Regions from separate parts of the Mus musculus genome. Here region 2 is linked to region 1. Evidence: chromatin contacts called from ENCODE Hi-C or POLR2A ChIA-PET data. All regions are on one chromosome and are shown on one strand. The core of a region is the stretch at or near the end of the contact, and the rest is flanking DNA. Distances in the headings are between cores, read along the strand shown.

Region 1 (4,076 bases), core at 1,397-3,896:
AAAGAATTCCCAAGTATTCGGTGTGAGTCCCATGTTTTTGAGTTAAGGTGCTACTTCGGGTCAGCTGACATCTAATATTGGCAGTGTGGATTGTGAGGTCTTGCAGCCACAATTCTAACCCCCTTCAGTTTTACTGCTTTTGCTAACAGATACTTGCTCTTTCACTAAGAAGTAACTTGTACTTGTAGAAATGTATTTTGAAAACATTTCACACTTCAACTTTGTATCCATTTAAATTAACCTTTTTCAATAAAGCACTATTGTTTAGATATTAAATGAGTAGTCCTCTTTTTGAGTAAAGTATGCGGGCCATTGTGAAGATTCAAGACCCCTATTACAACTGTATATCAGAGCAAGATGTTACTTGTATTAATAGCAGGCGTGCTGCGTATATTTTCATCAGAGATAACCCAGATACTCCAAAAGAAATCCTATAGCTGTACAGGTTATCAGATTGTCTGCAGACTACTTGATAAAATGGACAGTAAGACTTCATAGGTAAATTTACTAATTAGAAAATGAAGCAACAACTGTTAAACATAGTGGGAAGTAAAAGTGATCCAAATATATTTCTAATTCTCCATATTTGTAAGAAGAGAGATGAATTAGGAAAACAGTCTTAATTTTTAAAATGTTTGTTTATGTATTGGTTGGAGTTTTTTTTGTGTTTGAGGCAGACTCACTTTTGTAGCCTGGCTAACCTGGAACTCTTTATGTAAATCAGGTTGGTCTCCAACTCAAAGAAATCTACTATCTCTCTCTTTGCCTCTGGAGTGCTGAGATTAAAGATGTATACCACCATGCTCAGATTTTTACGTTTTTCTACCTTTTTATTGTATGTGTATGAGTATTTTGCCTGCCTGCATGTCTTTGTACCATGTGTATGCCTGTCACCCAAGGAGGCTAGAAGAGGAGGGTGTCAGGTCCCCTGGAACTGGACTTAGAGACCGTTGTGAGCAGCCATGTGGGTGCCAGGAACTGGATTTGTGTGTTGTGGAAGAGCAGCCCTTAACAGCTAAATCATCTCCCCAGCCCAGGAAAGTGACTTTAAAAATCTGAATTTGCTCTGGTGAGATGCCTTAGTGGCTAAGAGTACTTGCCTCATAACGTGATCAAACCTGAGTTTGATCTCAGGACTCATAAAGGGAGCAGAGCCACATAACCCCAAACTTTATCCTAATCTGGGTGGATGATCAATCTCTTCGGCCTGGCCTCACTCCGGTTTGTCAGCATGACCCCTGGATTGACCACCCAGTACTATCGGAGTCTTTCTCATCCTCTTGCTCTCTAAGCAGCGTACTGACACTAGGAAATGAGGCTCCTGCTCTCTAAATCACTAGGTTGCTCATGTCAAACCTCATTCTTGCCTTGTCCAGTCCAGCTCCTTTTCTTTTTTTTTTTTTTTTTGGTTTTTCAAGACAGGGTTTCTCTGTATAGCCCTGGCTGTCCTGGAACTCACTTTGTAGACCAGGCTGGCCTCCAACTCAGAAATCCGCCTGCCTCTGCCTCCCAAGTGCTGGGATTAAAGGCGTGCGACACCACCCGGCCCAGTTCCTTTTCTTAATGATGGACATCACAGTCAGTGGCTATGGCAGTGGCTGGTTACAAATAAGGGATAGCCAAGGTGGTGGAGGAAGTTGGGAAGCCTACTAAAATTGCAGACCCAGTCAGCCTGAGCTTCTAGGTTGCCTTGGAGAAGCAGAGAGCCCCCCCACCCACCCACCCTCCAGTGGGCTGAGGCCCTCCCTGCTTATCTTAAGGACTTATTGCCAAAGGCTAGAGTTCTATATGAATCGCTTGGGGGCCTGTGTGGATTTATTTAGCCTAGACTGGTTCAAAGGGCTGGCTCCCTGCAGGCCCATTCGCTTAACCAATGGAAGAAGAAAGTGAGTTTGCTGCAAGTCTGAAGTGGAAGGACCAGAATCCAGTCTCACCATTTTTCATTTCCAGAAAGCCTCAAATCCAGAAAGGAACCGCGAGGGCTTCGAGGACTCTTAGCGTAGCCTGCACCTCAAAAGCGTCCCTTTAGGAACAGCTGGTGCCTAAAGACCACGGTTCCACTATTCCCTGGTTGGGCACCACGGATGGAAGGTAGGAAAGAGCCTAGTAGTCAGGGAGGCCTGAATGCCAGAATAGTCCCGCGAGCTTGAAGTCCAAGGCCCCACCCAGAATCGGGGCTGCCCTGCTTGCCAAAGCCAGGCTGTAGGCTGAGACCCGCCCCTGTGCCAAAAGTCCCGCCCAGGGCCACCCGCATTCCAGAGTCCAGGTCTGGGGTAGTCCTCCCGTTGTTCCAAAGCTGCGTCCAAGATAGAATCCTCCCGTCGCCTTGTCAAAGCGAAGACTAAGACGGAGAACTCGCGGGTTTCCTAAGTCCCACCCAGCACAGAGTCCTCAGGTCCTAAAGCCCCTCCCAGGGCCGAGGACACGCACAGCCCGCCGAAGCCCTGTTGCACCCGCGGAGAAGCTGCACAGCTTTGCTTCTGACTTTATGGGGCTCCCTCGCCCCGCCCTGTCCCATGTGATCACCAATCAGAGCTAGGTGCTGCGCTCGCAGGCGCCGGTCGGGAGGACCCGCCCGCAGGCCAATCGGTGGTGCGTCCGCGGGGGGGCGGGGCTGCGGCGGACGCGCGGCGGGGGCGGGGAAGCAGCTAGCTGTCGGGATCGGGCGGCGCGGGCGCAGGACGTGGAGGAGGCCTGGCTGGCGGCGGCGCAGGCCGGTGTGGCACGGTGAGGACGCGGCGGCCGTGGGCGGGGGAGGGGAGCGAGCCGCGCAGGGGCGCTGGGTTGGGCATGGGCTTCCTTCGTTGGCCGGACCTCAGCGGAACCCGAGCCGGACCAGGCCTGAGGCTGGCCGTCCACCAGAGAAAGTCCACGCCCGGCTCTGAGGCCTTCGTGAGGCGCGCCAGAGTCCGCGTTTGACAACACACGTCTGTGGACGGCCTGTCGGTGGAGGGCGAAGGGAGGGAGAGTCTCGGGTCCAGTCTGGATGTCCGCTGAGGACTGGCTGGAGAGTTGCTTTTGTAGATGGGCAGTCTGGGGAGGGCTGAGAGCTGCAGAGTTCCAAGGAGCCAGGCTGTCAGCAGAGTACTGAGGACAGGAACAGCACACGTGGAGACCAGCTGTCGAGGAAGGGGGGTGATCAGAGTCTCAGCATCTCTCGTGGACACTGAGTGTCCCGTGATGGGTTAAGGGCCACAAGAATGTCCTGCTGAAGACCGCCCCCACCCCCAGGCCAGTGCTCTACAAAGCACCTTGGGAAGCAGCACCCGGAGCCACAAATGAAAGCCCAGAAGGGCATTCTTTTTTCTTCTCGGCCTTTCCTTCAGAACTGAGACTCGGATATTCTTACTCTGCTAAGATCTAGAAACAGTACTGGCCCACTGCCTTTTACTCATCCGAGATTATAAGCACCTTTGCCATTTACACACGTGGCAGTGATTTCTTAAACTCTTTCATGTCCCAGTAATGGTGATGAAAAATTGAAATGAAAACAAGGCATTCGTGAAGGAAATAATGTCGATACACCGTGCTGAGAAAGAATGGAGAGCCTTAAGATTCCGGACAGAATCTTTAAAGGGGTGGCCTTTCTCCCTAGCTTTGTTCTGTTTCCATGAGGTGTTTTTGACTGGGCCACTGTGAAAATATTTGGTAATTAGTGGGTAGCACCGAATTAGAGTCGGTCTTGTGGAGACGGCATTATGATCAGCAGCACAGATTCTCACAGTGTTAGCAAGATGGAAAGGTCATTTGAAATGGGGAGGTATGAAGTAACCTTTACTTGTAGGCCAAATAAAAGTTTTGTGAGTTTCGGGACGTGGGAAGGCATTTGTGAAGCGCTTTGTGGCTGTTTCGTTGTCAGTTCTAAAGTTTTCATATATCCCTGTCCCCCACCGTTTTTTGTTGAGACAGTTTCCATAGCCCGGGCTGGCCTCCAACCCGTCATCCTCCTTTGTCAGCCACCTGAGGGCTGAGTGTAGGTGGAGCACAGGGGTGCGCCATGGCTTCCTATGCATAGCCCCGTTTTAAATAAAGCACGGGAAGACCTTGCCCGGTGGGGTTGTGGATGACTCTCTGGG
Region 2 (4,318 bases), core at 1,648-4,147, 170 kb after region 1:
TTTAAATCACTGTGAAGTTGTATATACTATTTTCTTCTATCCTTCTATTTTTTAAAATTAAACATTGTATATATATATGTGTGTGTGTGCTGTGTGATGTGTGTGTGGTGTGTGATGTGTGTGTGGGGTATGTGTGATATGTGTGTGGGGTGTGTGTGTGTGGTGTGTGTGGTTGTGTGTGATATGTGTGTGGGGTGTGTGTGTGTGTGATGTGTGTGTATGGGGTGTGTGTGATATGTGTGTGGGGTGGGTGTGTGTGTGATGTGTGTGGGGTGTGTGTGTATGGGGTGTGTGTGTATGTGTGGTATGTGATGTGTGTGTGGGGTGTGTGTGATGTGTGTGGTGTGTGATGTGTGTGTGTGTGTTTGTGATGTGTGATGTGTGTGATGTGTGTGTATGGGGTGTGTGTGTGTATGTGTGGTATGTGATGTGTGTGTGGGGTATGTGTGATGTGTGTGTGGTGTGTGTGTGTATGTGTGGTATGTGATGTGTGATGTGTGTGTGATGTGTGTGTGTGTGTGTGCACTTGCTTACTTGAGTACTCGTGAGGAAGACTTCCATGGCCTTGTCTTGTTGAGAGTACAGCACAAAGGTCCTTTCCTTGCTCACAGATCTCCAGAGAAACCAGGAGTGTTGAGCATGAGTGCTTGTTTTTCCAGTGGGAAAGGTGAAAAAAAAACCTGTTCTTCCATCCAGAAACTTGGATTTGAATTGGAACCGGAAGTGATTAATAGCCTGGTGATCTGCCATACCTGTTGGCCCAGGGCATATCGAACTCCCACAATCAGGACTGGAGGTGGCTAACAGCACAAATGATCTCTATGCTATCAGTATAACTGAGATACAGAGCCTTCCTTGGGCTATCAGGCAAGTATAGCTACTGCTCACTCTGGCCCCGACCTCTCTGGCCATGTTTATTTCATATATGTGGGTGCACTGTCACTGTCTTCTGACACACCAGAACACTGCATCGGATGACCATTACAGATGGTTGTGAGCCACCCTGTGGTTGTTGGAAATTGAACTCAGGACCTGTGGAAGAGCAGATGGTGCTCTTAACTGCTGAGCCATCTCTCCAGCCCTAGAACCCATCTTGTTGGAATTAATGACAGGCACCCTGGGTCAAGTTCTGATGTAATTATGCTTCTGTGTGCCTCGGGGATTGGATTACAACAGGAAACTTTTTTCTTCAAATTATACTGTGATTAAACTAGTTGGTAATGAACTGCCTGAGATCAGACCAGGTTCATGAAGTCAATCTGAATCTGCTTTTTAATCCCCGTCGCGTCATTCTTGATTCCCTGCCCGGACACCTGCAAGGTCCCCTCATTCTCTAATGCTCTCCACATTATTTCCTAAGATGGGATCTGTTAGTGATACTTGAGCTAGGTTCCTGTCCTGCCAGTCCCAGGGATCTCCTCTTCTTTGCCCCAATAGCACTGGGACTTGTATGTGGTGATGCTGGGTTTTAACCTGGGCTTGTACTGTTTTTGTGACTGTTCACTTGAAAATATTTCCATGGTAGGACTGGAGAGGTGGCTCAGCGGTTACAAGCACTGACTGCTCTTCCGGAAGTACTGAGTTCAATTCCCAACAACCACATGGTGGCTCACAACCACTTATAACTGTAGTCCTGTGAGATCCAATGCTTTCTTCTTGTGTGCAGACATACATCCAGATAAAACACCCATCTACATAAAACACATAAATAAACCTTTTAACATTTTCATTGTGATTTATTATTTATTGCCTCATTATAAGTACGCTGTTTCATTTCCAAGCATTTGGAGACTTCCACTGGTTTTTCTGCAATTTAGCTTTAATTCAGAGAGTAATTACTGTATGATTTTGGTTCTTTGAAATTTGTTGACACTTGTTTATGGTTTCAGGTGTAGTCTATTTTGGTGTGCGTGTGTAGAATATGCATTTTATAGCTCTAAGTGAAGTGTTTTACTTACACAAACTAGGTCGAGTTAGCAAATCCCATTGTTGAGATTTTGCAGTTGGGTCCAAAGATGAAGGAGAAGACCAGAGTCTAGTAGATGATGTTGACTTTCTTGGAAATCGGTATGGAAAAAGGGAGCTCGGATTCACTGCCACACTGTTCACAACGATGTCTGTGATCCAGCATAGGTCTAAGTATGAATCCTAAAGTAACTAAGCTTCTGAAGACCGCTGTAGTCTAGTACTCCGGAGCCAGGGGCTGGGTGATTCCTGCAGGTTGGACCAGCTGGTCAACACAGAGCTCCAGACAAGCCTCTCTCTCTTTGTGAGTCTCTCTGTCTCTGCCTCTCTCTGTGTCTCTGTCTCTCTCCCTCCCTCCCCTTTTTCTGTCAAAGGGAAATACCCTAATGAGAGATAACTAACTACAAAAGATTATATATTGGATTGGATATAAATAAGTCCAGCTCATTAAAAGCAAAGCTAGACTTGAGTGGGAATGGATGGGTATTTGTAGTATCTTCAACCATGTACATACCCAAGTCTTCACCACACTCCAAAGGCTCTATTAAGCCAAGAATGCAGAATCTATTTTTAAATATTTACTTATTGTTATTTTTGTTTTGTGTATGAATGTTTGCCTGCCTCCATGTCTGTGAATCCCCGTGCATGCCTGGTGTCCTTGGAGATCAGAAGAGGGCATCAGATCTCCTACAACTTCAAGAATCCAGGATCTTTAAGGAGCCTCTATAAGACAATAAGGAAATATAAGTCAGCTCATTTTAAAATGGAACTTGGTGCGCCCCAGTGGGTTGGTGTCAGAGCTGGATGTTCTTCGCGCTGCCTGCCGGGACAGCTCCAGTCTGGCGGCGTTCCCGGGCGCATCCCGAGAACTTGTGCTGGCCTTTCTTAAACCAGGGAGGCGTTGGGCAGAGCTGGGCTGCGGCTCCGCCCCCGGGGGTTGCCGTTTCCTTAGAAGGCGAAGCCCTAAGCCTGGCTTCTCGCCCGCGGGGAGACCGCGGTACGCCTCCCGCACCCCTCGGGACCAGGACTTCTGCGAGCGCGCGGGAAGACCGGCGGAGCCTGTGCTTCAGCTCGGGTGTGGACGGGGCGGGCGCTGGGGCGGGGCGCGCGCTCGCGGGTTTGAATGGAAGGGTCTAGACCGCCGGAGACGGCAGCGAGCGGGTCCTGAAACCAGAACTCCACCGCCGCCCCGCGCGCCATGAGGCGGGAGAGGTGAGTCGGGCGGGCGTGGCGTCGGTGCCCTGGATGTAGCACCATGGGAACAGCGACACCGGGGACAAACACGGGCTCTGCGAGGTGCGCAGGTGCGTGGTCTCCGAGCCCGGGGACTGCCGCGCAGTTTGGAGCCTTCCTTAGGACCCCACTCGTCGGCAGGGAGGAGCCCGCGGGGTCCTGCTTGTCGGCTGGTCGCAGCAGGCTACTCTGCATCCTCTTCTCCCCCAAATTGGTCCTGGAGCCTGGGCGCTGTGATTAAAGAACCTATCGCCACTTCCCTGCGGTGTTTCCAACCCCTGACCACCGCTGGGATCTGCGAGATTTAATTTAGAACCTAAAAAGAACCCGAGACTTTTAAAAGATTTGGGGTGCAAAACGAGAGGCTATCGGAAACCGGCCCTTTTTGAGGGCGGCGCACAGCCAACCTCCTGTGTTGTTTGAATCGCGCACGCGGTGGGGACCGCTGTGCCTCGGGCCGCGCTTCTGGGTCTCCTCCCGTGGCGGGAGTCCTTTCGCCACCTGGCTGGAGGCGGTCCGGTCTGAACTCAGTCTATTCGTAGGTGTGGCGCCTCTCGCCCGCGCTTCGGCCATGGAGGTGCTGCGGCGCTCTTCTGTCTTTGCAGCGGAGATCATGGACGCCTTTGATCGCTCGCCCACAGACAAGGAGCTGGTGGCCCAGGCTAAGGCACTAGGCCGGGAGTACGTGCACGCGCGGCTTTTGCGCGCCGGCCTCTCCTGGAGCGCTCCAGAGCGTGCCTCGCCTGCCCCTGGAGGACGCTTGGCAGAGGTGTGCACAGTGCTGCTGCGCTTGGGTGAGTGTGGGGCACCAGCAGGTACCATCCCAGGCCGCCCCTCTATAGCTGGTTGGATGGGCCTGCCCGCAGTGTTTCAGGGTTCCCGGTACAGCTGTTCTGCACAGACATTCCCTTCTTGTGACATGACCAGCCCTTCTGCGGTTGTGCCTCACCCTCCCGCTGGCGCTGAGAGAGGAGGCGTGCGTGGGAGCCCAAATCTGTCTGGAATGGAGAGGGTGCAAGGATAGGCCACCCAGGCTGGCGCTGCTCTTTGTCCCCAGGCTTGTCTGCTTGCAGGCTCCTTTGTCAACCTCCCCCCTCCTGGTTCCTGCTTAGTCCAGATC

The links. A loop is a pair of places that touch in the nucleus more often than their neighbours do. ChIA-PET counts read pairs that join two places held with the same protein, here RNA polymerase II (POLR2A).
Region 2: POLR2A ChIA-PET joins it to region 1 with 14 read pairs in embryonic stem cell. The contact joins the promoter of Bok here to the promoter of Farp2 in region 1. A Hi-C loop is called at or near these places in 1 of 37 maps with a recorded cell type or tissue (left cerebral cortex). POLR2A ChIA-PET finds 5 or more read pairs at or near these places in 3 of 5 experiments (Patski and embryonic stem cell).

What each region holds. Positions count from the first base shown.
Region 1 is chr1:93,509,458-93,513,533 of GRCm38, forward strand. Farp2 (FERM, RhoGEF and pleckstrin domain protein 2) reads left to right here and starts at 2,647. Exons shown (of 27, transcript NM_145519.2): 1 at 2,647-2,727. It overlaps Septin2 (septin 2), which reads left to right. Exons shown (of 13, transcript NM_010891.2): 13 at 1-276.
Region 2 is chr1:93,682,678-93,686,995 of GRCm38, forward strand. It overlaps Bok (BCL2-related ovarian killer), which reads left to right and starts at 2,898. Exons shown (of 5, transcript NM_016778.3): 1 at 2,898-3,177; 2 at 3,741-3,992. The coding sequence starts at 3,770.